2 separate regions of the Homo sapiens genome follow, and region 2 is linked to region 1. Evidence: chromatin contacts called from ENCODE Hi-C or POLR2A ChIA-PET data. All regions are on one chromosome and are shown on one strand. The core of a region is the stretch at or near the end of the contact, and the rest is flanking DNA. Distances in the headings are between cores, read along the strand shown.

Evidence for each region. A loop is a pair of places that touch in the nucleus more often than their neighbours do. ChIA-PET counts read pairs that join two places held with the same protein, here RNA polymerase II (POLR2A). Pooled maps may share reads with other maps.
Region 2: a loop to region 1 is called in a map of prostate gland, with 3 times the contacts of the local background. The contact joins the promoter of LIM2 here to the promoter of VSIG10L-AS1 in region 1. A Hi-C loop is called at or near these places in 49 of 168 maps with a recorded cell type or tissue (A673, B cell, CD4-positive, alpha-beta T cell and 37 more), 37 of 37 single-sample maps with no recorded cell type and 44 of 50 pooled maps. POLR2A ChIA-PET finds 5 or more read pairs at or near these places in 34 of 52 experiments (A549, A673, AG04450 and 26 more).

Annotation. Positions count from the first base shown.
Region 1 is chr19:51,338,668-51,342,564 of GRCh38, reverse strand. VSIG10L-AS1 (VSIG10L antisense RNA 1) reads right to left here and starts at 2,545. Exons shown (of 5, transcript NR_186316.1): 1 at 1,848-2,545; 2 at 1,391-1,499; 3 at 580-715. It overlaps VSIG10L (V-set and immunoglobulin domain containing 10 like), which reads left to right and starts at 426. Exons shown (of 10, transcript NM_001163922.3): 1 at 426-480; 2 at 558-1,412; 3 at 1,839-2,132; 4 at 2,266-2,550; 5 at 3,423-3,677. The coding sequence starts at 441. RefSeq lists silencers at 2,392-2,661, 3,312-3,651.
Region 2 is chr19:51,385,570-51,389,462 of GRCh38, reverse strand. LIM2 (lens intrinsic membrane protein 2) reads left to right here and starts at 1,489. Exons shown (of 5, transcript NM_001161748.2): 1 at 1,489-1,544; 2 at 2,014-2,194. The coding sequence starts at 2,020. C19orf84 (chromosome 19 open reading frame 84) reads left to right here. Exons shown (of 2, transcript NM_001193623.2): 2 at 1-1,174. The coding sequence ends at 479. LIM2-AS1 (LIM2 and SIGLEC10 antisense RNA 1) reads right to left here and starts at 2,355. Exons shown (of 2, transcript XR_002958397.2): 1 at 2,266-2,355; 2 at 2,092-2,175.

The DNA of each region.
Region 1 (3,897 bases), core at 1,296-3,795:
TCTGAGGCTGCAGGCAAGACAGAGTGGAAGGAGCCAGGAGGCTGGGGAGGAGGAAGCCTGCTCTGAAGCTGTGGCCATCAGAGGTGGGGCTCTCGGAAAGGTCACCTCACCCTCCTCCAGGAAGTCTTCCTGGCTTTGTCTCACAAATTTGCTCCCACATTTTTAGCTGGGAATGTTTTCTCCAGCTTCCCCCTGGGGGTGGGGAGGGCAGGGATCAGGCTGGGCCTCTCTGCAGATGGGACCAGCTAATGAAGAGAGTGGGATGAGGTGGGCAGCTCAGCCACCACACTGGGGTTGAGGATCTTGGCACCTCCCTCTGGGTCTGGCTCCCTTCCCCTCCCAGGAAGCTAAGCTACCAGTCCTGTTGGACTCGTCTGACCCGGGAGGGATGGGTGCAGTCCTGGGTCTCTCTCCAGTGTCCTTTCAGTGAGGCCAGCACCATGGACAACCCACAGGCTCTGCCACTCTTCCTACTCCTGGGTAAGTTCCCTGCTCAGTCCCTTCCCTGTCAGTCTCCCTCAGCAGCCTCCCCCAATGCCTTCCTCTCTTCTCTGCAGCCTCCTTGGTAGGGATCCTCACCCTCAGAGCCTCTTCTGGACTTCAGCAAACCAACTTCTCCTCTGCCTTCTCTTCAGACTCAAAGAGCTCTTCCCAGGGGCTGGGTGTGGAAGTTCCCTCCATCAAACCTCCCAGCTGGAAAGTTCCAGATCAGTTCCTGGATTCAAAAGCCTCTGCTGGAATCTCTGATTCCAGCTGGTTTCCTGAGGCCCTGAGTTCCAACATGTCTGGGTCCTTCTGGTCAAATGTTTCTGCTGAGGGCCAAGATTTGAGCCCGGTTTCCCCCTTCTCTGAAACCCCTGGTTCTGAAGTATTTCCTGATATTTCGGATCCTCAAGTTCCTGCCAAAGACCCCAAGCCTTCCTTCACTGTTAAGACCCCAGCTTCAAACATTTCTACTCAAGTCTCCCATACCAAACTGTCTGTTGAGGCCCCAGATTCAAAATTCTCCCCGGATGATATGGATCTTAAACTCTCTGCCCAGAGCCCTGAATCCAAATTTTCTGCAGAGACCCACTCAGCTGCAAGCTTTCCCCAGCAGGTGGGGGGCCCACTCGCTGTGCTGGTGGGGACCACCATCCGGCTCCCCCTAGTCCCAATCCCCAACCCTGGGCCCCCCACCTCTCTGGTGGTCTGGCGCCGGGGCTCAAAGGTGCTGGCAGCTGGGGGCCTGGGGCCAGGGGCACCTCTGATCAGCCTGGACCCTGCTCACCGAGACCACCTGCGATTTGACCAGGCCCGGGGGGTTCTGGAGCTCGCCTCTGCCCAGCTGGACGATGCAGGGGTCTACACGGCTGAGGTCATCCGGGCAGGGGTCTCCCAGCAGACTCACGAGTTCACGGTGGGTGTGTATGGTAAGTGGGCCCTGGCGTCCGGCGTGCAGGCGGCAGGGGCTGCTCTGCTCTGCCAGGCTTTGGGCAAGTCACGGTGCTGTGGGGTCCCTGGATAGGAGAAGAGGACTTCTGGGTTGAGGAAGGGAGAAAAAGAGCTAGAGGTCAAGGCAGGGGTGTCTGAGCAAAGGTGGACCTGGGATGGAGACTCCTGGGAGCCTGAACTCCCAGGTCTGAGGGAGGAGGAGGAGGCTAGGAGCCTCTTCTGGCGAACTCCTGGGTCCCGGAGAGGAGGTGTCTGGGGGCTCAAACTCATAGGTTTATGAGAGGAGAGGGATGGGGGCTGAGACTCCAGGGGCTTAGAGGGAGCAGCGGCTGGGGTTCCCTCTAAGGGGACCAAAGATGGGCTCCAGGACTGGGTGGGTCCTGAGCCCATTCTCCCTCTCCCAGAGCCCCTACCCCAGCTGTCGGTTCAGCCCAAGGCTCCAGAGACAGAGGAGGGGGCGGCCGAGCTCCGGCTGCGCTGCCTGGGGTGGGGGCCAGGTCGCGGGGAGCTGAGCTGGAGCCGGGACGGACGCGCCCTGGAGGCGGCGGAATCGGAGGGAGCCGAGACGCCCCGGATGCGCTCAGAGGGCGACCAGCTGCTCATCGTGCGCCCTGTGCGCAGCGACCACGCCCGGTACACTTGCCGCGTCCGCAGCCCCTTCGGCCACAGGGAGGCTGCCGCCGACGTCAGCGTCTTCTGTGAGTGGGGGATGCCTCGGGTCGGGGACAGGGGGTCCTTGGGGAGAAGCGGGCTGGGGACCCAGTCTCCGGGAGTCCTAGCGGCGTCCCAGGTGACCCTGACACTCGCGGTCCCGACCCCTCCTCCCTCCAGACGGCCCGGACCCGCCGACCATCACGGTCTCCTCGGACCGCGACGCCGCGCCTGCCCGCTTTGTCACCGCGGGCAGTAACGTGACCTTGCGCTGCGCCGCCGCCTCGCGGCCGCCCGCCGACATCACGTGGAGCCTGGCGGACCCGGCCGAGGCCGCGGTGCCCGCGGGGTCGCGCCTCCTGCTGCCCGCGGTCGGACCGGGCCACGCAGGCACCTACGCCTGCCTGGCGGCGAACCCGCGTACCGGCCGCCGCCGCCGCTCGCTGCTCAACCTTACAGTGGCGGGTGAGAGGCTGGAGCGGGAGTAGGGGAATGCCTGGGAGAGGGGCGGGGCCAGAACGAGGGCGGGGCTAGAGGAAAGGGGCGGGGCCAGCAAGGAGGAGCAGCATACCGGTGGGTGGGGCAGGGCCAGCGGGAGGGCGGGTCACCAAGAAGGAGCTGGGATACCCGTGGTGGGGCGGGCCAGCGCGGAGGGGCGGAGACACCTAGGATAAGAGGCGGGGCCAGAAAGAGGATAAGGGAAGGAGCCAAATAGAGTGGCAGGGATGACCAGGACTGACGGGCCGGCCCAGCACTGAGAGGGCGGACATTCCTGGGCATGGAACACTCGACAAAGTCGACAAGCGGAGTTAAATGGCAAAGAGTGGGAGTTAGAAAAGGAAAGAACTAATTTGCTTAAGTGGGATCAGCAAAGGGAGAAGTTACCTGGCAAGGGGGGCGGAGTCACCAGGGAAAGGGGCGAGGTCATTTAGAAAGCGGGCAGAATTGTCTTAGAAAGGGGAAGGGGTCCACAAGGAAGGGCGGAGATATCTGGGAAAAGGGGAGGCTTCTCGGAGTGCAATCCAGGAGGGGGCGAAGTAACCTGGCAGAAGTGGGTGGAGCTGGAAAGGAAGGGGCTGAGTTACGTTTGGGAAGAGAAATATCATTGTGTGAAGATGCAGTTTTCTTAAGAAAGTTGGGCAGTCAGCAGGGCTGCGGGCTACCCACTTAGCGAGGAAGTTAATGGGAAAAGGGAACGGGATCGCAGGAAAAGTGGGGAGTGTGAGCGCCTATGGGGTGGGGCTAGTGAAGAAGGGTGGAGTCACCGCGCGGGGAGGCGGGGCTGGAGAAGAAATGAGAAAGGGACTCCATCTTCATTCTCTCCCTTCTCTCCGCAGACCTGCCCCCCGGGGCCCCACAGTGCTCAGTTGAAGGGGGTCCCGGGGACCGCAGCCTCCGCTTCCGCTGCTCGTGGCCCGGCGGGGCCCCTGCTGCCTCCCTGCAGTTCCAGGGTCTCCCCGAAGGCATCCGCGCCGGGCCAGTGTCCTCTGTGCTGCTGGCGGCCGTCCCCGCCCACCCCCGGCTCAGCGGCGTCCCCATCACCTGCCTTGCTCGCCACCTGGTGGCCACGCGTACCTGCACAGTCACGCCGGGTGAGAGGGCGCGGGGCTTTTTTGCTGTTTCTCGAGGAGGAGGGAGACTTTTTCTTTGGTCCTTCGAAAATTCTGAAGGGGTATGGGGTACGTCCTTAGTCCAAGAAAGAGGCAGGACTTCACTGTCTTCAAACTAGAAAAGGGACAAAGATTTTCCTATACCTCATGGTGGCGGGGTGCAGGGATGGGGGTATTTTTCTGGACACAGGAAGAAGGCCAT
Region 2 (3,893 bases), core at 240-2,739, 48 kb before region 1:
CGCCTCTCCCAGCCCCTCCACCCTTGCTCCTGAACTCCACAGACCCCACCCACCTGGGGCTCCCGGAGAGCGTGGCCTCTGTCACCGTGCCCATACGCCTGGACACCCTCTCCTGCCTCCTGCACAGCGCCCTGCTGGGGGCCTACACCTTCCAACAGGCCTTGCCCTCTTGCCCCTGCTGCTCCCAGGCAGGCCACTCCCAGCCGGGGGCAGTTAGGAGGCCTCCCAGGGGACGCGGAGGCTGGGAAGTCAGGCACAGGCCAGGCTGGGGCCGAGGCCTGCATCGACGGGGCCTTGGGAGAGCTGAGCAGCCAGAGAGGGGCCGGGCGGGGGGCCCTGGGGCTGGCCCCAGGACCCCACCAATGACACTGCCATCACCACCAACACTGCCTGCCCAGGATGGGAAGAAAGAAGCTCGAGGTCCAGAGCCACCCCTGGAAACACCACTGGCTGCTGAGGACTGGGAGACAGAGTACTAGGACCTTGGAGGGTCAGGCACCTGAGATTGCAGTCACCCAGGAGGGTTTTCCTGGGGCCCAGAGTGATCTCAGCCCTGTCAGAAGAACCCCAAGAAACATCTTCCATCCTCCCCTCTCCCCAAAACCACAATCCCAGGAGTAGCTCCTGTGAGGCACTTGGTGAACCTGACCTAAGTCACCTGAATCCCAAGTGAGAAGAAAATCCTAAACCTCGTACCCAAACCTGTCTCCTTGATGGCCTCAACCCCATTCCCAATGCCATCCCCAACCACAACCACAATCCTTACCTCATTCTCAACCCCCAGGGCTCCTCCAACCCCATTCCCTATCCTCTCCCTAATCCCAAAGCCACTCCTACCTGCCTCTCTCTTCCCCACTCTCAATACCCTGTTCCCAAACCCATTCATTCCCATCCCTGTCACCAGTCCCAGCTCCACTTCTGCGCCTCAACCCTAACCCACCCTCTTTACCAACCCCTTTCTCCTCATTGCCTGTGTACCTCAGCCCATCTTTAATGTCCTCTGAATCTACAGCCCCAAAGAGCTCCATCCTCAACCTCAGCCACAGCCCTGTGTCCATCCCCACAAAGAACCGCATTGGCCCCACATACCCAGACACCTGTGACTCCCCACCCCACTGCCTGCTCTTCAGGTAGAAAGCCCTGGTTGAACAATAAACGCATGACTCTCCCTGAATCTTGCGTGTGTGCGCGCGCCCGTGTGTGTGTGTGTGTGTGCGTGTGTGCGTGCTTACACAGCTCGGACAAAGCCAGGGTTGCTTTGAGCAAGGCTGGCGACAAGGTATTGGGTTCCGGGGAGGGTCACAGAGGTCAGTGAGTGGGTGGGGGGAGCCCCCTGGATGCCTGCTTCAGCGAATTCCATTTGAGGCCTCTGCCACCGCTGCATTTCTGCCTGCTGGAAGCTGCTGGGTAGTGGGACCATTGTGTAGGGAGGCTTAAGGGATTTGGGGAACCTAAGGGGGCAAAGAGGCCAGTGACCAGGCTCAGCTCAGTCTGCACAGAGGGGCCGTGGCAGAAGGAGGGCTCGGGCAGGCTCTGCCACTCAGGTAGGCACCAGGCGTGAGACCTGTAGCCCCCTCTTCCCCAAGTCCCAGGAGTCTAGGGTCCCAGCTCCTTCTTCTCCCAGGACCTGGTGTCCTACCCCCTAGCCCCTAGCCCCTTCCTTACCCACCACCCAGGAATCCAGGCTCCTGGGCCCCTTCTCACCTAGGACTCAGGAAGCTAGGCCTCCAGCCTATTCCTTGCTCAGAACCTGGAAGTCCAGGCCCCCGGCCTTTTCTTCCCAGAACCCAGCCCCGCTCTCCCTGTTGTCTTTCCAGGATCCCTACCATCCTCCTCCCTCAGACCCAGGAGTCCGGGCTCCAGTCCCCTCCTCGCCCAGGACCCAGGCGTCTAGGTCTCCATCTCCTTCTCCCAAGCACTTGGCATCCCACTCCTGAGCCCTCTCTCCCCCCAGTTCCTCCCTTCAAGTCCCGGGAATTCAGCTCCCAATCCCATCTCTCCCCTTCCCCACAGATCACCATGTACAGCTTCATGGGTGGTGGCCTGTTCTGTGCCTGGGTGGGGACCATCCTCCTGGTGGTGGCCATGGCAACAGACCACTGGATGCAGTACCGGCTGTCAGGGTCCTTCGCCCACCAGGGCCTGTGGCGGTACTGCCTGGGCAACAAGTGCTACCTGCAGACAGACAGCATCGGTGAGCCCCCCGGCCAGGGTCCAGGCCGCGCCTGGGGAAAGAGCAGGGCGGACCTCGGGGCCCAAGGACACCTGTATTCCAGATGGAGAACTCTGCGGCTCAAAGAGGGAAAGGGAGCAACCCAAGGTCACTCAGCATGGAGGGGGCAGAACTGGGACTACAGGGTTGTTTTCTAGCTGCAGTTTCACGGGGTGCTGGTTTGAAGGTTAAGTTGGGAGAGGTGGCATTTCCTGACGCTTCAGAGGTGTCATGCACAGCAATTGGGGCTAGTGTCACGAAACAGCATTTTCTAAATATGTACTATGGACCAAGAACTATGTTAGGTACTGGTGGATACTGAATTTGCTAAATACTGCATAAAGTAGCATAAAGTATTTTTGCCTACTTATAATGTGCCAGGCCATAGATAGAGAGATACATAGAGATATATAGTATATTGCTTGCTGCATAGCATCTATAATATATTAAGTTAATGTATACTATATTATGTGTAATATATGCAATTTATATTATTACATATAATTTATGATGTATTATATATAACTACATATAGACAATAATATACAGTATAGTGTATTATACATGCACCTCTATTATATAATAAATTACTAATACATAATATATTGTATATAATATGCTACATATTATATAAGTAATGCACATGTAATATATTATATATGATGTAGAATCCATTATATTACACATTCATTATCTAATAAATAGTATATGTCATGACATTATATAATAAATTAATAATGTATATATTATACAATATATTATATAATAAATTAATAATGTAGAGTATATTATATTGCACACTTATTATATAACATATTAATAAATTTGGCCAGGCGTGGTGGCTCACGTCTGTAATCCCAGCACTTCGGGAGGCTGAGGTGGGCGGATCACCTGAGGTCAGGAGTTCAAGATTAGCCTGGCAAAAAAGGTGAAACCCGGTCTCTACTAAAAATACAAAAATTAGCCAGGCATGGTGGTGAGCACCTGTAATCCCAGCTACTCAGGAGGCTGAGGCAGGAAAATCGCTTGAACCTGGGAGGCGGAGACTGCAGTGGGCCCAGATGGCACCACTGCACTCCAGCCTGGACAACAGACGAAGACTCTGTCTAAAAAATAAATAAAAATTAATTAATAATATATAATATATTGTGTATTACTACTAGTAACAGTAATAATAATAACTGGCATTGATTGAGTGCTTACTATGCCCTATGTGCTATTCTAAGCACTTTACATGGATAAACTCACTTCCATCCCCAACAACACTACGGGCAGTTCAATTGTATGTAAGAGTGAGACATGAGATTTGATCTCAAAATTCAAACATCCTCTTGAGTAGCTGAGAAGAAGAGCTAAGCGTCACTGAGTGCCGGACGTGACAGGCATGGGAGACTTCGCCCACTCATCTCTCCCGGAGCCAGCCCTGAGAGAGAGGCAGGACGATGCCTGTTTGCTGGAGAGGTAGACTGAGGCAGGGAGAAGTGAAAAGACTTGCCTTGGGCCATCAGCTTCAGAGTCCGCTCTGCCTGACTCCACACATCCTTCTCCTTTCTGGCTGTCTCATTTGTGACACTTCTACATTTCTCCTGCTTCGGGCTGGGAATTCCCCGAGGGACAGCCCTGAGCCACCTCTCTGTCTTATCTCTGCCAGGGATGCAGGAGACAGGGAGCCTTGGTGAAG